Linked DNA regions of Homo sapiens: region 1 is linked to region 2. A link is an interaction called in ENCODE POLR2A ChIA-PET data of the cell type or tissue named here. Cell type or tissue: Panc1. All regions are shown on one strand. Links, peaks and the distances in the headings refer to the core of each region. The heading gives the core; the rest is flanking DNA.

Region 1 (10,459 bases), core at 1,103-9,102, 260 kb before region 2:
AGCCTGTGCAGACCAGGATGCAGGGCTTCCAACCCCAGCCACCTCCCTGCCGAAATGGCCACCACTGCCAGCTCCAGGTTGCTGGAGGAAGCTGGAGGCTGCCAGTTTGCTAGCTCCAGGCTTTGACAGCAAGGGCATCTCTGGTCAGTGCCTCCTGGATTGTTCAACCTGTTTCCATCTTCCAGGCTCTCAGGAGCACTGGGCAGTGCAGTGGGGTGGGGGCTTGGGAGCTCCCATGTGTGACAGACACAGCTCCCAGCTTCCCTTCACATCCGCAATGCAGGCCTGGCTGATGGTATCTAGTTCCTGAGACCCTGCAGTGAACTCAGATCCCAGATACTTTCCCTTGATAACAGCTTCACCTTTTTCATCTCTTTTAACAAATACCAACTCCTGGCTGAAACCCAGACTCCTGGCTGGATACCAAGTCCTGGCTGAAAACCCCTTGCTGCTTCCCAGAAACAGCCTGGTCTGACATGGTCAGTGGAGAAGAGAGTGGGCCTGGTGCCCACAGCCACTTACTGCCTTCTCTGGGCCCCAGTTCCTCCTGGTGAAATCGAGAGGGTGGGTAGGATGCTTCCTGGCTGCCCCCTCTGTGCACAACTGGTGGCTGTGGGTCCTGGTTGCCCCTCTGTGCACACTCTGTGGTTGTGAGTCCTGGCTGCCCCCTCTGTGCAAGCCCAGTGGGTGTGGGTTCTAGTCACCCCCTCTGTGCACACCCGGTAGCTGTGGGTCCTGGTTGCCCTCTCCGTGCACACCCCCTGATGTGGGTCCTCATTGCCCCTCTGTGCACACCTGGTGACTGTGGGTCCTGGTTCCCCACTCCGTGCACACCTGATGGCCATGGGTCCTGGTTGCCCCACTCTGTGCACACTCAGTGGTCACGTGTCCTGGTTGCCCCATTCTGTGCACACTCAGTGGTCATGGGTCCTGGTTGCCCCACTCTGTGCACACCCAGTGGCTGTGGGTCCTGGTTGCCCCACTCTGAGCACACCCAGTGGCTGTGGGTCCTGGTTGCCATCTCTGTGTACAACCTGTGATTGTGGGTCCTGGTTGCCATCTCTGTGTACAACCTGTGATTGTGGGTCCTGGTTGCCCCTCTGTGCACACCCATCTTGCTCCTCATCTGGATGAAGTCACTGCCCATGGTGGCCTCATGCAGCCTGTGATGCTGGGCTCTCACTTGCTCCACTTTCCAGATGAGGAAACTGAGGCTCAGAAAAGCTGTCCCTTGCCTGGATCTGAGCCTGGTCTTGCAGCCCAGAGCTCTTGCCACCTGGCTGCACCCCTGGCAGTGACCAAAATTGTTGGTCCCGACCCAGACCTCAGAGGGTCAGTGAAGAGTGTCCTGGGTTGGCTTCTCCTCCCCTCTGCAAATCCTCTCAGCCCACACTCTTTCAGCTTCTCACAGACCACATGAAATAATGTGATAGATGCAATATGAGATTAGGAGCTGAACCTCACCCAGGTCAGGAAATTCCAAGCGCAGTCTCCCAGCTCAGCTCTGGCTCCCGTATGCTGCCCCCAGGTCGCAGCGGGGTGTGCAGGGGACCATTGCAGGCTGCAGGGGCACCTGCATCCTCTAGAACTTCCTGAAGACCAGACGCTCTGATTTTCCAACCAGCACCAGCCCAGTCATTTCCCTCTGCCTCCCTGGGGACTGTCCCAGCCGCCATCCCTTGCTCCTGCCTCCCTGGGGACTATCCAAGCCACCATCCCTTGCTCCTGCCTCATGCGGGTTTCCTCTCTAGCCAGATCCTCCCCGTCTGTATCCAAAAATACTGTTACTTCCCTGTCCTTAAGACAGTGTGTTTGACTGCTTTGCTTGTTTGTTTGCTCCTCTTGATGGTAAAACTGCTCCAGAGATGTGGCCCCATCTGGGGTTGCCCCACTGAAGCCCTCCACAGAGACTTTGTGACACCTGACCACTAACCTCACCTCGCTAAACTGAGGCAGAGCTTGGCAACAGTGGTGACTCAGTGGCTCAGCCCTCCTCTTGAAACACCATCCTCCCGAGTTCCAGGACCCCTCTGCCAGGCCCCTCCCTCCTTCTCCATCCCCCACACCTCCCCCCATCTTCCCGTGGGGGGACCCAGTGCTCGTCTCTATTCACACTCTACAGACTCCGCGTGACACCAGGCCCCACCTCTGCACCCTCCACCTCAAGGATGGATACACCTTCCGGGCTGTACCCGTGAACCCCAGCCTCCAGGTCTACCCAAAACCTGCTCACCATCACCTTCTCAGGTACAAAAACAGCCCTCTTCCCTCACACCCCCACCGCCCAACCTGTGGTCTACCTTGGAAATAAACCTCACACCTCTGGTCATCTCTACTGCCACCCCACTCCCCACCCAAACCACTCAACAGCCACCTGGACCTGGGAACATGGCAGCTGCTGGAGGTCTTAAAGGCGCCCTTTCCCTAAGGTAAGCTGAAGCCCAGATGCCAGCACAGCCCCTTCTCCTCTCTGCCCTGGTCCCCACCTCCTCTCACCCCCTCACTGTACTCCAGTGCCCTGGTCTCCTGAGCACCCTCAAACACATGTCCCCAAATCCAATTCCGCCCCCAGGTCCCATGATTCCCTCTCTTCCTTCTACAACTCATTTCTCAAATAACTCCTGCCCTGCTATCCCATCTTAAACCGCACCCACCCTGGTGTTGGTTAGCCAGTGCTGAGGAACAAATCAGCCCAAACCTTAGGGGCTTCTGAGAACATTACAGTCTTAGCTTCTGCGGGTCAGGAGCCTGGGCATGGCTCACTGCCACGTCCCCCACCCCCAGCCCAGGGTCTCCCATAGGCTGCACTCAGGGTCCACTGGATCGGGTCATCTCAGGGCCGGGTCCACCTCAGGCTCCCTTACAAGGCAGGAATGGGCTCCCTCTCAAATTGTAGCAAGGGCTGCCCCAAGTCCCTGGCACACGGTCCCCCAGAGCGCTGCTGAGGACATCGAAGCAAGCAAGGCAAGAGAGGGAGCAGGCACCAGTGAGACAACCCACAGGCCTCTGTCAGACGGGGGCCTTGGGGGTGGCAGCCATCCCTTCTGCCTTTTCCATCCATTAGAAGTAAGTCCTGGCCCAAGCAGCCTCTGGGGAAGGGCAGCTCAAGAGTATGGCCCCAGCAGTGGGCGTGAAGCTCTCCTCCCCACTGCGAGCTTCTCACTCCCCACGTAGGCGGCTCCAGTGCCCAGCTCTTTGTCTGTCTCCTTCAAGGAGAATGCAGGCTCTTGAGGGCAGGGCACTCCCTGTCGTCCCAAGCTTCATCCCCACCACCTGCCCTGTCACAGCATCAGCACAGCTCACAGCAGGTGCTGAATAAACACTCGTGAACTTCAGAAAGCCCCTCACAGCACAGGAGGAGAAATGGCCATCCTCCCCAGAGACTTCGCTGGCATTTTCCTATGTTACAGCCTGATCCTAGGACCCACTGAAGGCTGGTTTCTGCAGGAGTGAGGAAGCCTGGGTGTGAGCCCCTGAAGCTGGGGCCATACTGGTTATCTCGGCCCAGCGGCCTGGAAATCACACCCTCCCCAGACTTGTCCCCACATCTGAGAGGAGAGACACATCGCAGAGCCTGGCCTCGAGGTCTCAGGGGTCCCATAAGGGGGTGGGGCTAGGTTCATTCTTTTACATATGTTTTCAAATATTGCTAAAAGTCATAAATTGGGCCAGGCATAGTGGCTCAGGCTTATGGTCCCAGCACTCTGGGAGGCTCAGGTGAGAGGATCTCGAGTCCAGGAATTCGAGGCTACAGTGAGCTGTGATTGCACCACTGTGCTCCAGCTTAGGTGACACAGACCCTGTCTCTTTAAAAAATCATAAATTGTTAGACATACTTTTGGGGAAGTCGTTTGGTACACACTCCTTGACCAGTATGTCCAGATCCTGGAATTACTGATTTTTTTCTATAGTCACACATGAATGCAGAGATGTGCAGTGCAGCTTTGTCTATAGGAGCAAACAAATAGAAAAGCTAGATGTCCTCGAGTAGGAGTGGATGAATTATTACAGCACAGCCCCACGGTGGAACACTGCACAGCCACTGGAGTCCCAGGCAGAGCCGCATCTGGGTGCATCACCATCTACCTCTTTATGTAACCAGCAGACAGCTATAGGGCCTGCACCTTCCGAGCACTGGAGGCAGGGAACCGCATCGCTGCCTTCAGGAACTTTATGTCAGGGTTAATGCCAACATGCAAATAAGAATGCAAACACACAGACAAATGCAGCTATCACAGGGGTGTAAGGAAGGCAGAGCAGGACAGGGAGATTGGGAACATGTTTCACACAGCAATCCGGGTGGCTGCGCAGATGCCAGGGCACAGTGAGGGAGAGGCTGCAGCAAGCTGGGGCCGGCCCCTCCCAGGCAGGAGGAATGGCCAGGCAGGGCAGGTGGGGGTGAGCCAGGGTGAGGAGGATCCTGTGGCACCTGGCAGCCACACTGGCATTCCATACTGATCTGTGTTACAACACAGGCACCCACCTATCAGAGCAGCCTGGGCCACTCGTTGCCAGCTGCAGACAAGGGTCAGGCTAACTGGTGCTGATAAGACACCAGCCCCCATGCACCTGGTGTGATAGGGCGTTGCTGCCTGCCAGTGTCACTCTGGAGCAGATCAGCAGGGGTGAGGGCAAGGGCAGGGGCCGGGAGGAGGCTGCATGACCCAGGGTGGGGAGGCCGACCTAGAGAAGCAGAGTGGGGCAGGTCGGGGAGACAGATATTCTGAGGGGCCCAGGACCTCCACGTTCTGAGACGCTCCGCACACAGCTTCTGGAAATGTTATGTGGAATGAACCATCATCTGGTCTTTCCCTTCTTTTTTTTTTTTTTTTTTTTGAGTTGGAGCCTCGCTCTGTCACCCAGGCTAGAGTGTAGTGGCATGATCTTGGCTCAGTGGAACCTCCACCTCCCAGGTTCAAGCAATTCTCCTGCCTCAGCCTCCTGAGTAGCTAGGATTACAGGTGTGTGCCACCACACCCAGCTAATTTTTGTATTTTTAGTAGAGACAGGGTTTCACCTTGTTGGCCAGGCTGGTCTGGAACTCAACCTCAGGTGATCCACCTGCCTCGGCCTCCCAGAGTGCTGGGATTACCGGAGTGAGCCACCATGCCTGGCCTTTTTCTTTCATAGACCTTTGAGATTGCCGAAGTCCCTTCCAAGACTCAAATCTACTGGCTCGGATACAGGACATGGGCATTTGGAGTAGACCTCCACCCAGACACAGGAAAGTAGCCCCCCATCTCCGTCCTCACTGGGGTCCACTTGGCAACCCAGCCCAGCACTTGGACACGGATGGCCTACTCTGCCCCAGTGCAGACAGCTCCAGGTACCAGGTGCTCCTGAGCCCTGGCCACAGGTCAGACCCCATTCTGAGAATGGTCAGAATCCAGAGAGAGGCCTCAGGTCCTGTGACCCCGAGGTGCTGACCAAGGACCTCGCATGTGTCTGGCAGCATGCTGGGCCTCACAGGAGGAAAGGGGGCCCTGGGCCCTTCATGTACATTGCTGCAAGGTGGGCGCTGTCATGTGACGGGGAGTGTGGAGGCCTCGGGTGGCCCACAATAGGCAGTGGGAGGACAAGGCCAGGGCCCAGCGCCTGCAATTCTCCATCACACCCTGTGTGCTGAGCAGCCATCCTTCACCCTCAGGCTCCTCCTCGTGGGGGCACAGGGGACCCTGGCTCGGGGAGTCCATCACTTGCACAGGTGTCACAGGCATAGAAGTCCAAACTCAATGGATGCCCTTGCCTCCAGCTCCCAGCTGAACATCCTGGCTGAAAGGGGCTGACCGCCCTGACTTTCCTCTGAGGTAGGTGAGCTCTGGGGGCTCCATGAGGGAGGTGGCTGTGTCCAGGCCACACATCCCTCTCCACCAAAGCGTCTGCCCTGATGACATCACCTCACACCGCCAAGCCATTACTCACAGAATTACGGCTTGTCTGGAAGTTGGATGAGATGTATACAATGCACCAGGATGACAAATCCTCCCTTTGAGTGGGTCATTTCCCGAAGGAGATTCCAAGGATTCACAGATCAGCGTATCCTGGCATTGCAGGCAGTGGAAGCCGAGGCCCCTGAGATGTGTCTGGGTCTAGTCTCGCTGTGCTAATGAGGCCCCAGGGCCAGAGTGGACACTGACGTCCCTGTGGGGCAGTGCCACATGATCACATCCATGTAGTGAAGAGGCATTCTGGACTTTGTCCCTAACTCCTGGTGGTGAACCATCTTTGGAACCTGATCCCTGGGCCCAGACTCCCTGGTGGGTCTGACCTCTAGCCCACAGCACAGCAGGTTGCAGATCTCATTGTCCAGAAACAGCCACAGCAATATTTCTGTGTTCCTCCAGGATCTGGCCACCACTCATTGAGAGGCAGAGTCTATTTCTCCTCTCCTTGAAACCAGGGGTGCCTTCACAACTGCTGAGATGAAGAGGAGAGAGGGTTTTAGGTGACTTCCGATGATGGGTCACAGACAGTAACGTGACTCTGGCCACCACATTGTAAGGAAGCCCAGCGGTCCCGGCCCACAGCTCCAGCAAGGGAGCTGTTAGTCAACCGACAGTCAACAACAGCCACCAGCCACCAGTTGCATGAGGGGAGCTCAGTGTTGCCAGCCCCAGCCCGCAAGCCGCCTGCCCTAAATGAGACAGAGCTGAGCAGAGACAAGCTACTGCACGGAGCGCTGCCCGGATTGCAGACTCAGGAGCAAGGCAAATGATGGTGTTGCTTTAGGACACTCAGCTTGGGGGTGGCTTCTCATTCAGCGCTAGACAGGGAGAACACACCCTAGGTGATTCCCCGGCCTTCCCTGGGACTTCTGTGTCTGCAGATCCCTGGTGCAGATCCCAGGCAGGCAGAGGGCCAGAGCCCATCTGCAGTGATGGTTCTGCATACTGGGCGGGCTCCGATGGGTCGAGAACAGCTCCTTGGGCCTGGGGGCAGGACTCAGAGCCACATTCACGGCTGCAGGAGTCATGGATCCGTGGCCACCAGGGTCTGTGACAGGGAAAGCGCTACAGGCTGGAAGCCCTGTCTGGGGTTATCTATTTAATGGGAGATAAAGTTTTCATAGTACTAAAAAGTATTAGTCTTCAGAATTAGATATTTGCTCATTTTTCCAAAGGCTGTGAGGTCTCTGAATCCCTCCTGCAGATCTGTGGCAAGCTGTGCACTGTCCTGTAGAGAAATGGCCCTTTCTAGATCTCCACTCTAAAAGCAGCAATAACAGGACGATGCGAGAGCAGAGCCTGGCCCCAAGCAGCGTGGGTCCCCAGGCATTAAGGATCCTCTGCAATGGGTTTCATTAGATGAGTTGTCTTTGGTTTTATTAAAATATGTATGCCCTTTTTATTAAGGCAGTATTGACCTGTGACCATGTGGGAGGACAAGCCCATGCCCCAGTCTCTGGCTGGAGGGTGTTGCCCCCTGGGCCTCCACAGGCTTCCTGATCAACCACCCTGCCATCCATGGGCACAGAAAACATCACCAGGACAGCAACAGGGGGAAGGCAGAGTGCAGCTCCCACCACGCCGTGGTCCTTGGGGTCCTCAGTTGGAGATGAGGGCTGCAGCTCCCCACCTAGGTCACAGCCCATGCCCCTCTATCCCAGCAACCACTGGACCAGCCTCTACCAAGGCCACCACCAAGACAGCACCAGGCCACCTTCCCACCAGTCAGCAGCTTCCTCTCAACCTCTATTCGTTAGTAAATAAATTCTGATTCATGAAGCCATAACAAAACAAACTAAACAACAAAAAAACCTATCTAAGACACCAACATCCCTGAAAAACAAACAAACCAAACAAACAAACAAAAAACAAATGGTGCTCTGCATTCCCTAAAGTGAATTCCTTTGCAATGTACATGAGTTGCTGGGGCTGCTGTAAGGAAGGGCCATAGACTAGGTGGTTAAGTTTACTGCCCCCCAGTTCCAGGGCTGGAAGTCTGGGATCAAGGCCTCCAAGGGCCACCCGCCCCCTTAGGGTGCTAGGGAAGGGTCTATTCCAGCCTCTCCTTACTCATAGACAGCTGTGTCTCCCCACGTCTCTCCTCATGGTCTCCCCTCTGTGTGTCTATTGGTGTCCAAATTTCCCTTTTATAAGGATACCAGTCATACTGGATCAGGGCCCACCCTAACGACCTCATCTGACCTTGATTACCTCTTTAATAACCTTAGCTCCAAATACAGTCGCATTTTAAGGTCCTGGGGCTTAGCACTCCAGCATGGGAAGTGGGGCCTGTCCTGAGTCAGCCCAGGGTGGGCAGTGGGTATGGGAGTTGCCCAGGCTGCTCAGAGCAGGGCACACAAAGGAGGCAGCAGCAAAGAAGCACTGGGAAGGGCTGGTTCTCCCATCATCAGGGACAAAGGACTGAGCCCCCCAACACCAGCTAGCCCTGCGGGGATTTTGCTGGGAGCTGTAAGACCAGGGTCCAGCAGAAGCAGAGGGCACACGAAGGGGGCAGGGACTGGGGTTTCCTGTAGGGGCAGAGGTGTGGGCAGTATGGGGAACCCCCAGGCCTGGAGAGAGGCTGACCCAGCAGGAGCTCAGGGGATGGTACTGGACCTCCAAACCTGGCTGAGAAAGAGGGACTTGGGTGTGGGGGTGGGGGTCACCGGGGCCTTGCCAGGAGGGGGCAGGGGATAAACACACTGTCCTCCCCTTGCTGGTCTCCCCCAGGGCCTCCAGGTGGAGGGACGGGTGGCACAGTTCAACCGCCCCCACCCCTCCGCCATCCCCCTTCTGCCCCATGTGGTGTATGCACAGGATGGGGCAGAGCTGAGCAAGCACAGCTCCTAAAGAGGAGGGCAGGAAACTTGCTGCTCTTACAGCCCTGCAGCCGCGGGGAGGCTTGATGCTCCCAGCAGGGGAAAGCAGAGAGGCAGCTCAGGCATGGCCAGCAAGGGCTTAGACTTACAACTCCTTGAGGGCATCAGCAGCACCTAGACTGGGGATGGCAGAGTGAACAGTGGCTCAGGCGAGCTTCCCCGAAGTGGGGAGTGCGGGCCCATCATTCTCACAGAGCCACAGTGGTGGTGGATCACACAAAGGGGAGACCATGAGGAGAGACATGGGGAGGGGACAGCTGTCTACAAGCAAAGAGAGGCTGGAACACACTCTTCCCTAGCACCTTCAGTAGGTGGGCAGCCCTCAGAGGCCTTGATCCCGGACTATCAATGCCATGAGCATCTCCAAGCCCAGGCCCCGGGAGGGGGCCCCACTGCATGGGCCTCAGACAGCTTCTGACCAGCCAGCCCCACCCTGCCCCACCCTTACCTGCCCTCTCCTTCCCTGGAGAAGCTTGATGAGAGGGGCCCTGGGCCAGGCCTCTGGAAATCCTTCTGCTGCAGGCCTAGAGCTCACCAGGGTGGAAGAGGGAGGGGATGGGATAGCCCAGATGGGCCCCTGCTCCCAGCAGCCTCCCCACCCCCTGAACACTCCCCTCCACCCCACCTAGCCGGGCAGGCCCAGCTGGCCCCATTTCTCATTACTATTGATTATGGTGGCAGAGACCTGCAGCACAGAATGTAAATCAGCATCCCTGGGGTATTTAACCTAGGAAGGGTTAGGTGGAGGTGGCATCCCTTATAAGTCCTGCATCTGATGTTTTTATATTAATTCCTATAGTGGCCAGATTAATTTTTATTCCACTGACTATTATCTCTTCTTCATTGACTAGGAGACATTTCTGAGAAGTGCATATGTGTTGAGTATCAGTCATTTAGTGGGGGGCTTCCCTGGCTGCAAGGTTTTCATTAAAGAAGGAAAATTCCTTTGCTCCAAAGACTCAGTCTGGAAATAATGCGCAGGCCAGCTGGTGTCACTGCCAGTGCTGCCGTCACCTGGGAGTGGGGTCTGCAGCTGCCTGGGAGCCTCAACTAAAGGGGCAGGGCCCCCTAGCCGTCCCTCATCCTCCCTCTCCTCCCAGCCTCCCAGGCCCAGCTTTGGCCTCACACAGGCTCTGAGTGAGCCTTCAGCAAGTGACCACCCCCAGCTCCTCAGCCCTTGCTCTGTGCTGGGGCCTCCCCTCCCACATCTCACAGAATCCGTGCCCCGACTCGGAGTGAGGTGGGACTGTCACTGCAGCCATTTTGCAGGTGAAGGCAATGCACTTGCTATAGATTCCCTGACACTCAGTACTGTACAGGGTCATGGATTATCTTGGGTGGGATCCAGGCCTAGATCACAGAAATGACCACCCTTTTTGATGGGGTGGCAGAGGCACTGGATGGGTGGCTTCCAAGGGCTCCGGGCCTTGCATGAGGAGTCCAGCTGAAAAAACGGGTGTCAGAAGGCCGAGAGCTGTCTGCAAACCCAAGTCTCTGCAGAGTGTGGTGTGGTGTGTTCTAGGAGCGTCCTTCCCCGCTGACCAGTAAGGCCAGGGCCAGGGGCATAAGTCCAGGGCACTGAGGCTGGGAACAGAGAGGAACATGGGGAGGAGGATGGAAGGGGGGCTCGGCAGC
Region 2 (10,459 bases), core at 1,030-9,029:
CCGGTGATGAGGATATCTACTCATCATGATGACAACACTCAGGGCAGCTGGGCCACGTGCTGGACAGCCCAGCTTTCAGCAGGGGTTAGGCCGATGGTGCACAGGACAGGCTCAGCCTGGGGAAAGGATGTCCCTGCCATTTTGCTAGCCTGGAAGTGCTCTGGAAGGAGGACAGAAAACCTGCCTTAGCCAGGGCATCCCAGGGCATTGAGACAACAGGAGGACAGGCGTGCGCACCTCCGGGAGCAGGCGGGAGGGGGGCTGAGGAGGGGCTGGGGGCTCTGGGCCAGGGAGGCAGGGGATGGCCTGGGGCTGGAGGTGTCTCAGGACAGAAGAAGCTGGGCTTCACTGGCAGCTGCACTGGCCCTGAGTACTCCTCACCTCCTGCCCTGCCGATCGTCAGCCAAGCGTTCTGGAAAGAACAGCGTGAAAGCAGAGCCAGCCAGAGAAAGCCAAGGAGAGTTCATGGAAACAGCAAGAACGGCATGGTGTCGGAAGGCAGGACCACCTCTGTGACCTCGGGGGCAGTGCTGCCCTCTGCGAGGCAGATAGGGATGAGCCTGCGTCTGCTGCCCACCCAGCAGCGCCTGAGCTAAACCCCCTGCGCCACCATGAACAAACATCTGGCATCAACTCACTCGCTGCCCCCACCCCCCCTCAATCTGCTTTGGTAGAGAAGAGCCTGGGTTCAGGCTGAGCACTGGCTATGCTGACCCTCCCCGTCACCTGGGGAGACCGGCGGAGGTGGCAGCATGAGGAAGTGGACCCCAGAGAGCACAAGTGACAGAAGTCCCGGGAGCCAGAGGGTGGGGCTGGACTTTGACTCACAGCGCCTGATTTCAGATGCTGGGTTGGCCACACGCTAGCTGTGCAATCTTGGACAAGTGACTCCACGTCCCTGGGCTTCCTCTCACTTTTTCAAAACTGGTGGTTGTAGGCATTGAATGAGTTAAAGTACCAAGTGCTCAGAACTAGGACAAGCACAAGGAGTTATCCAGGGCTGGTTCTCCTGACAGAGAATGTCCTCGCTGCAGAGGTTGTGAGAGAACTTCATTAACCTTTGGGGATCCCGCGTCCTCACAGCTCCATCCTGAGGCCGCCTGGGATGCTGGTGCTGCGCCTTTGTCAGGCCCCAGCAGGAGGGCCATAATGAACTACAAGTCCTCAGACCCGGATCCCTTTGGTAGAACTGCTAGGATGAATGCTGCCCACACTGGAGTGTGCAGCAGATTGCCCTGGAGAGTGTTAAAATAACATAAAACAAAACTATTCTTGAAAAAATTACATTTACACTAAAGTGGTCCATCCCCTGGAGGCCAGGGGAGGCCCCTCTTCAGGCCCAGATTCTATTCTAGGACCATAATATTTCCATGAAAAGGAGAAAAAGTGCTGCCTCAGAGACCCACCCCCCACCAGGGGAAGCCTGGGCCTGGGACCCCTTCAGTAGGGGTCTGAAGCCCAGGTCTTCCTGGAGATGCTTTTACACTGTTTGGTCTTTGAAATATTTCCATTTTGAGATGTTCTTCTCTGAAAACTCCTCCTCATTCAGAGCCTGCCTACAGCCGGCCCTGGAGCATGGAGGTCACAGTCTGACTTGGTACAGGGACACCACCTGGGTTTCGGATGAGTGGACAGTTTTCTGTCATTTTTCCCTGCACTTCTTGTCTCCTCTTCTTGTTTAGATGATTTTTTGCTTATTCCTTTCTATTTCTGCAGTTCTTGTTTTCTCTTTTCTTTTTTTTTTTTTTCCAAGATAGGGTTTTGCTTTGTCACCCAGGCTGGAGTGCAGTGAAGCAATCAGCTCACTGCAGCCTCCACCTCCCTGGCTCAAGCGATCCTCCCACCTCAGCCTCCTGCGTAGCTGGGACCACAGGTGCACACCACCACACCTGTCTAATTTGTTTGTTTGAGTTTTTTTTGGTAGAGATGGGGTCTCACCATGTTGCCCAGGTGGGTCTGGAACTGCTGGGCTCAAGCGATTCTCCAGCCTCAGCCTCCCAAAGTGCTGGGATTACAGGCGTGAGCCACCGTGCCTGGCCTGGCTAATCCTTTTCTTTTCTTTCTTCCTTTCTGTGGATCGAAGGCCTTCTCTGCCACTCACCACAGCACTGTGCTTCCTGCCTTCCCTGCCCTGGGAGCCTCTGCAGGCCAGAGCCCCAGCAAGTGCAGCCTTGTGGCTGTACACCTGAACTGCCTTCCTTCCCTGTGGCTGGAACTTCCTCCCAGATTGTCGCTGTGCACCTGGCCTGGCTTCCAGAGGCCTTGGGTGATTCCCTGGGTGAGGCCCATTCCTAGCCTTGCAGGTTTTCAGAAGGTAACTTTGCTGCTTTGGCCAGAAGGCCGCAATGTGGCAGTATTCAGCAACGTGGCATTTCTGTGCAGAGTTTTAAACTTTGGTTCAGTTCGTTGCTGATTCATTTGATGTCTTAAGGAGCATGGAGCTCCAAGAATAAAATGGTAATAAGTGAGGACTTCCAGTTCTGATTCTGCACGTAAGGAGCTTGGAAGATATCTTTCAGTAGATATCTGGCACTAGGTTCCCTGCAGCCTACTCCCAAGGAAATCATTTCCGAGCTGGGCTTTTCCAACCTCGAGTTTGGCCAGGCCGCATCCCCTCTCCCCAGCAGCCCTGCCGCCTCCCTGCACTCTCATGCATGCCTCTGGTTTGCAGTGATGGCTGCTCCCTCCGCCAATGTCACCTGCTGTTCATGCAGCACGTGGCCGCACCTTCTGGTCAGTGCTCTGACTCACCTGCCTGTCAGTTATTCTTCTGTGGGCCAGGTCTTCAGGATGATCCTTTGCTGGTTCCTTGTCCCTAAGTTATCTCCAAAGGTGAGTTTTTCCCAAACCAGGTTTTTGCAGGACGTTTGTGCTGGGGGGATCAAGGGCTGTGTTCTAGGCTTGTGCAGGCTTTGTTACAATCCAGTTTGGTGTGTCATCATTTTCCTCATTTTAAAGGAATAAATGAGGCTGGGTGTAGTGGCTCAAGCCTGTAATCCCAGCACTTTTGGAGGCTGAGGTGGGAGGATCGCTTGGGCTCAAGAAGTCAAGGCTGCAGAGAGTTGGGATGGTACCACTGCACTCCAGCCTGGATGATAGAGTGAGACCCTGTCTCAAAGAGAAAAAAAAACGAATAAACAAGATATCATGTGTGAGAGAGGTTATAAAGGTAAGGTATAAATAATAAATAGAAAGACTCCGCATAGAAAGCAGGACATGCCATGTCCTCAGGTGGCCTCTGTGTGCTTGAGCCTGAGTCAGCCTCTCAAGGGTGCGACCGCTGGCCTTGGAGGTGAGCGCATCCCCTGACCCACCCCAGGCTCCACTCTTGTCCTTGGTGTGAATTGTTTCCTTGCTGCTTGTTGTGGTTTTATTTTGTGTTGTGCCCTGAAAGAACACACCAGGGGGTTTCATGTGCCCTCCCCTTCCTCTGTGCCTGGTCTTGTCCCTGCCTCACCCTCGGCCAAGGGGCCAGCCTCTGCAGACCTGCCTTTGTGATGTCATCTTCCCTATGATCAGACACTAAACTCAGGAAGGCACCAAGACTGGCGGCATGGCTTTACACCCAAACCATCTTGGTGCTTCATGACAGCCAGATCCCTCACCTCACTGCCCGAGATGGCAGCCACATGAGACAGGCCCTGGAAATAACAGGTACCGTGATGTCCTTGACCTTTAATTAGCTCCACATTTTCTATTTGCTACTCACCGAAGAGCTGACCTGCTGACCTGTTTATGCAGCCCACAGGGCGGAAAAAGTTCTAAAATCTAAAAGTGAAGCTCAGAGGCTAATTTTGTATATGCAAAATGTACAAGATATGAATAAAGTGTTATATTAATAAAATGCCCTAGAACTCGTACTCTTTCCAGAGGGAATGGGAAGGCCTGGGGCCGCATCCATGTCCTGGCTGTGCTGTGCTGCGTGCCCCTGGGGAAATCCCTACCAAATCACTCTGGGTCGAACCTCATGAGGGGTTACTTCTCCTCTCGACTCTTCTGTTGCCAGCTAGTGTCATTATTTAATCAGGCTGTCAGGTCATCTCGGGATAGATGGTTTCTGCTTTTCTGCCATGCTTGCCTGGAGACTCAGTTTAAGCTAAAAGCTAGAAACTGTATCTCCAACAGAGGACTGTCTCAAAGCCAGGGTGGAAAGAGCCGGATTGGACACTCAGCAAATGACACCATGAGGACATGGCTGGTGGTGCAGGCATCTTCGCACCAGACAACGTTACATGTGAGACTGCGCCCAGGAGCCGAGTGAGGTTTCTAGGACTCTCAGGAGGGAGCAGAAGGAAGCAACTCCCCATGACTCCATGGCTGGCTGGGGCACAAGCTCACATTCGGGAAGCCACAGAGGGGAGCGTCTTGTCACTTTGTGCCTTAGCACTGCGGTGCCCTCAGTGTGGGGTGAGCAAAATCACACCTTTTCTAGGAATAGGCCCTTACACTGACTGACAGACTCCACAGATAAACAGTGATGTGGCTTCCCCCGCTCATGGGAAGTGCATGGTGAAGAAGAGAATGCACTGAGTGAGTAATGTCCGAGCGTGCCTGCTGCCCCAGCCTCCTACCCCACAGGGGAGATGCCTGGGGTCCGGCTCGGGACGCACGGCAGTCCAGCTTCCCTAGGGACACCCCTGCCTGCTCGTCCTCTGCTTCAGGCCTGATCATCATCGCCAAGGAGAAACCTCATGTTTTTAAGAAGTCCCTGTGGTGGTCAGCCAAGGGACTGCTTCTTTGCTCACAGCAAGGCAGGATGCTGAGGAGGAGTTTGAGAGCCAGGCTGAAAACAGTGAGGTGGATGCAGGAGCCAGCTGGGATCCTGGCCAAGGGGGTGGAGAGAGAGTCGCAAGCTGGCTGTGGCTTCTCTGCATTTCCAATTTGCCTTTCTATAGAATAATGATAAGAGAGCCTCCCCACTGGTGGGTCATGTATTTTCAATGAGTTAATATGTGCAAAGGGACGGGCATGGAGGTCAGAACTTCAAGACCAGCCTGACCAACATGGTGAAAACCCGTCTCTACTAAAAATACAAAAATTAGCTGGGTGTGGTGGCACAAGCCTGTAATCCCTGCTATTCAGGAGGCTGAGGCAGGAGAATCACTTGAACCCGGGAGATGGAGGTTGCAGTAAGCCGAGATCACGCCACTGCACTCCAGCCTGGGCGACAGAGTGAGACTCCGTCTCAAACAAAAAAAAAAAATTGCAAAGAGCATCAAACAGTGCAGCGTCATGAGTGAGCTCATGCTCTGGCCCCTTATTTTCATTTAGTGCCACTGGAGACCTTGAGGAAGGGGGTCCCTTTGAAATTTGGTGACCAACATCCATCCATCTCAGCTCTGTCCTGGAGGTCAGCTAAGATCATGGGTAAGTGCTTTGCCAAGACCACTCGCTACAATGTGTCTCTGGAACAACATCCCCTTATTGCCGCAGTGCAGTTCCAAGCTCCTGCTGGAGCCGGTGCCTGTCTGGACACCTCCCCACCACCCCTACTGGAGAACCTAACATTCCTGCCTCCGTTTTTGCCTGCAGTTCTTCAACATAGAATCTCTGCTCCCAGGAGCAGGGTGGTTTTTGTTTTTGTTTTTGTTTTTTTTGCAGGGGGGTTGGGTGCGTATCAGTTGTCAGGCCTCTGAGCCCAAGCTAAGCCGTCATATCCCCTGTGACCTGCACGTATACATCCAGATGGCCTGAAGCAACTGAAGATCCACAAAAGAAGTGAAAATAGCCTTAACTGATGACATTCCACCATTGTAATTTGTTTCTGCCCCACCCTAACTGATCAATGTACTTTGTAATCTCCCCCACCCTTAAGAAGGTTCTTTATAATCTCCCCCACCCTTAAGAAGGTTCTTTGTAATTCTCCCCACCCTTGAGAACGTACTTTTCGAGATCCACCCCCTGCCCACAAAACATTGCTTCTAACTCCACTGCCTATCCCCAAACTTATAAGAACTAATGATAATCCCACCACCCTTTGCTGACTCTTTTCAGACTCAGCCCGCCTGCACACAGGTGAAATAAACAGCCTTGTTGCTCACACAAAGCCTGTTTGGTGGTCTCTTCACACGGACACATGAGACATCAGTAATTCTATTTCGAACATGCTCAATTTGAAATGGGCATTAGATATCTGATATGGTTTGGATCTGTGTCGCCACCCAAATCTCCTGTTCAATTGTAATCCCCAGTGTTGGAGGTGGGGCCTGGCGGGAGGTAATTTGATCATGGGGGCGGAGTTCTCATGAATGGGTCAGCACCATCCCCTCGGCACTGTTCTCCTCTTAGTGAGTGAGTTCGGGAGGGATCCGACTGTTTGAAAGTGTGGGGCATCTCCCCATTCCCTGTCTTGCTCCTGGTCCTGCCATGTGAGACACCTGCTCCCGCTCTGCCTTCTGCCATGAGTGAAAGCTCCCTGAGGCCTCCCCAGAAGCAGATGCTGCCATGCTTCCTGTACAGCCTGCAGAACTGTGAGCCAATTAAACCTCTTTTGTTTATAAATTACCCAGTCTCAGGCCTTTCTTCAGCAGTGTGAGAACGGACTAATACAGCATCCAAGCATGATGTGTGTGAGGCAGTTGGCTGCTTGAGCCTGTGTCTATAAAAACAAGCTGGAGACAGTGGCTTGGGGAGTCAGCATGCAGATGAAATTTAAAAATCATGGCTCGATACCTTCATTTAAGGAGGGTGAAGAGATCAAAAGAAGGGTCCAAGGCTGGATGGAGGCTGCACCACTGCCACCACAAAGGTGAGAAAGTGAGACCCAGGGAGGCCCCCTGAGAAAGGCTGAAGACCAGGGAATGCTGTCTCAAGCCAAGTGAGGAAAGGCCTTCAAAGAGATGGTGAGGTCCACCGGAAGGCTGGGCAGGGTATGGGAGGGAGATGGCTGACCTGGAGATTCGGAGAGGGTGCAGTGACTGGTAATACTGAGGTCTAGAGTCTCATGGGTGTTCACAGTGGGACAGAGGTGTTATCATAAGGATGGCATATTATAAAGGATGCTTCCAGGTTCAAGTACAGGAAATCCTGGCCAAAGTGGCTTAAACAACAGGGTGTTGGCCAGGCATGGTGGCTCATGCCTGTAATCCCAGCACTTTGGGAGGCCAAGGCGGGCAGATCAGCTGAGGTCAGGAGTTCAAGACCAGTCTGGCCAACGCGGCAAAACCCCATCTCTACTAAAAAATACAAAAATTAGCTGGGCTTGGTGGCACGCACCTGTAATCCCAGCTACTTAGGAAGCTGAGGCAGGAGAATGATTTGAACCCGGGAGGCAAAAGTTGCAGTGAGCCGAGATCGCACCATTGCACTCCAGCCTGGACGACAGAGCAAAACTCCGTATCAAAAAAAAAAAGAAATAAATGAAGAAAAAGAAAGAAAGAGAGAGGGAGGGAGGGAAGGAAGGAAAGGAAGGAAAGGAAAGAAAGGAAAAAAAGGAAGAAAGTCATGGATGCCTCCGCAGCTCCCCACGTCATTTACCAAGGCCACTTGCCCATACCACAGACAGAGAGTCCTTGGTTTCTGGTCCTGCCAGTCAGAATTGGGCGGAACTGCCAAGTTGGCCCAACCCTACTCCAATCCCTGACAAAGGGAGCGGCCTTCAGGAGGCTCGGCTCTCTGTGCACTTTGCTCAAGATACCTGAAGAATGATTACTTTGAGGAAGAAAGGAAGACTTTTAGGAAAGAAGCGACTTTGTTTTCGCGGTCAAGGAGCGAAGGCCCCAAGAGACCAAGGTAGACGCTGAAGGAATCCGGGAAGATGACAGAAGCGGTGAAGAGACGCGAGGTGGGGCCAAAATCTTCACTAACCAACAAGGAGGGCTGCGGGGGCTTTGGAGGGCCTCTTTTCTCGCAACCGTGGCCCCTCCGCCCCTCACCTGCCCCTTGAGTGTCTGTGCAGGGGTCTCACACGCGAGCTTGGCTACTCAGACCAAGCCGGTTTACCGTCACCATGGCAACAGCGCGTCCTGGGCTGGGGCGGGGCCAGACTGCCAGTGCCTTTGTGGCGCATTAGGAGCTAAGCCAGTGATTGGCCATCTGGGCGCGGGGCGGGCTGAGTCAGTTGGAGGGGGCGGGGCTGAGGCTCCGGTGAACGCCGTAGGCCCGGGCTGGGCCGAGGGAGATGATGGATGCCGCTTCTTGCCACTCCCCGGGGGCACCACAGAGAGCGGGGAGCCTGCAGAGAGCAGGGACAGCGGCTTCAAACGCACTGTTTCCGGGCAATGTCACTAATACCAAAGTCATGCCTCCCACTGGACACTCCTGGGCTCCCATCCTTCCTACCAAGAAACTTTCTCTGTGAAACCCACGAAACAGCTAGAAATGGAGCCCAAAAGATAGCCAGGATAACAGACCACAGAGAGGATCAAGGCCCAGCAGGACCTGGCGACTCTAACGCTCTGGCACTAGGGTGTCTAGAATGGGAAGCCCCCAAGGGGCTGGAGTGGGATGGGGGTGTGATGCAGGCCGCCCACCAGGTTCCCTCCGGGCAAAGCGGCAGGGCCCCGCGCTTCCTGAGCCTTCACGGAGGTCTAGTGGTCCCTCTGCCTGAAAACCTGTCTGTTTGTCAGGAGGAGTTCGGAGCATATAATTTTGGGGAGCCATTTTCTTCTAGGGAGTTCACTTTCCTGTGCGGGGCGGCGGAGGAAGACAACACATAACTGAACGACAGATGAAGATAAATTATAAAAGAACATTGTTTAAGTGTTTAATCAGACAATGAAGAGAAACCCAAAACAATGAAACCTTTTCAAGGAAGTAAGGTACACAATAAAAAATCTCTTGGAGGAAGTATCAAAGCTTAAAGATGAGTGGAAAATCGGCTTGCTTTTTGGGGACCAAAAGAAAACAGATTTTTTGTTTGTTTGTTTTTTGAGACGGAGTCTCGCTCTGTCGCCCAGGCTGGAGTGCAGTGGCGCAATCTCGGCTCACTGCAAGCTCCGTTTCCCGGGTTCAAGCCATTGTCCTGCCTCAGCCGCCCGAGTAGCTGGAACTACAGGCGCTCGCCACCACGCCCGGCTAATTTTTTGTATTTTTAGTAGAGACGGGGTTTCACATGTTAGCCAGGATGGTCTTGATCTCCTGACCTCGTGATCCACCCGCCTCGGCCTTCCAAAGTGCTGGGATTGCAGGTGTGAGCCACCGCACCCGGACTTTTTTTTCTTAACACAGAGTCTTGCTCTATCGCCCAGGCTGGAGTGTAGTGGCTCGATTCTGGCTCACTGCAACCTCCAGTTCCCAGGTTCAAGTAATTCTAGTGCCTCAGCCTCCCAAGTAGATGAGATTACAGGCATGTGCCACCGCGCCCAGCTAATTTTTGTATTTTTAGTAGAGACGAAGTTTCTCCATGTTGACCAAGTTGGTCTTGAACTCCTGGCCTCAAGTGATCCATCTGCCTCAGCCTCCCAAAGTGATGGGATTACAGGTGTGAACCACTGCTCCCAGCCGAATTTTTAAAATATACTTGAAAGCTGGTTATCTATGAGCTGATGGCAAGTTTTTTTTTTTTTTTTTAAAGACAGAGTGTCACTCTGTCGCCCAGGATGGAGTGCAGTGGTACAATCATAGCTCACTGCAGTCTCAACCTCCCAGGCTTAAGCAATCCTTCCACCTCAGCCTCCTGAGTAGCTGGGACCACAGGCGCACACCACCACACCTGGCTAATTTTATTTTTTATTTTTATTTTTGTAGAGATGGGGGTCTCATTATGTTGCCCAGGCTGGTCTGGAGCTCCTGGGTTCAAGCGATCCTCCCACCTTGGCCTCCCAAAGTGCTGGGATTACAGGTATGAGCCACCATGCTTGGCCCCAGTTGCAAGATTTTATTAAAAATTTTATAGGTCAAAAATGTAGAGGTTAAAAGACCCTCCTGAGGAAGCTAAACAAAGTGCAGACAGGTACAAAGCTGAACTCCATCGGCTCAAAGAAAACAGTGCCCGGCAGAAGATGCCAGAGCAGTTACATTCAGGAAGCTCCATGCCAGTGGGAGCAGCCCCCTGAGTGAGAACTCCCTGGACTATCTGTTCTAGAAGCCCTGCCTTACAGAGTGGATGATGTGAAATTGTGAGCAGTTTCAGCTGTAGGCAGCAAAAACTTGGCCCAACAACAGAAAGAGAAGATAAAACATCAGAGGAGAGAGAGGACAGATGTCACCCAGACAAATTCTTTCTTAACAAGGGTTGAAAAAGGAGGCGGCTAGTTCCCATGCAGTGTGAGCCATGGGTGGTGGGCAAGATCACAACACACTGCACAAGGCAGAGGCAAGATGTGAGAATGAATGCAAGTCCTTGCCGGGAGTCCCCATGACCCCATCAGCCACAGGCCGGGGCACTGCAACAGAGGCAGACTGCACATGGACGTGTGGTGTCTGCATGGGCTGCATGGACCCTCACATGCCCACTCCACAGCTCCATCACAGGCCTCTGCAAAGACCTCCTGTTGCCCCGCCTTCTCTTATTAGTTTC

What was found. Peaks named below come from ENCODE experiments on the same cell type or tissue, not always from the same donor. Only the 100,000 strongest peaks of a DNase experiment are listed, where the experiment ranks them.
Region 1: POLR2A ChIA-PET joins it to region 2 with 17 read pairs; 2 of 35 experiments call an interaction of 5 or more read pairs at or near these places.

The regions. Positions count from the first base shown.
Region 1 is chr10:43,056,020-43,066,478 of GRCh38, forward strand. No RefSeq gene overlaps it. Among named protein-coding and RNA genes, the nearest start is that of RET, 16 kb to the right of the region's middle. RefSeq lists enhancers at 423-2,422, 6,152-6,653, 6,654-7,153. In Panc1, for the core only: no CTCF peak of the experiment used is centred there; no DNase peak of the experiment used is centred there; H3K27ac peaks cover 585 bases.
Region 2 is chr10:43,314,942-43,325,400 of GRCh38, forward strand. LINC02633 (long intergenic non-protein coding RNA 2633) reads left to right here and starts at 8,053. Exons shown (of 2, transcript XR_945901.3): 1 at 8,053-8,759. LOC105378271 (a long non-coding RNA gene) reads left to right here and starts at 3,457. Exons shown (of 3, transcript XR_945902.3): 1 at 3,457-3,654; 2 at 5,272-5,367. RefSeq lists enhancers at 2,237-2,787, 2,788-3,338, 3,339-3,888, 4,806-5,638 and a silencer at 5,041-5,258. In Panc1, for the core only: no CTCF peak of the experiment used is centred there; no DNase peak of the experiment used is centred there; H3K4me3 peaks cover 518 bases.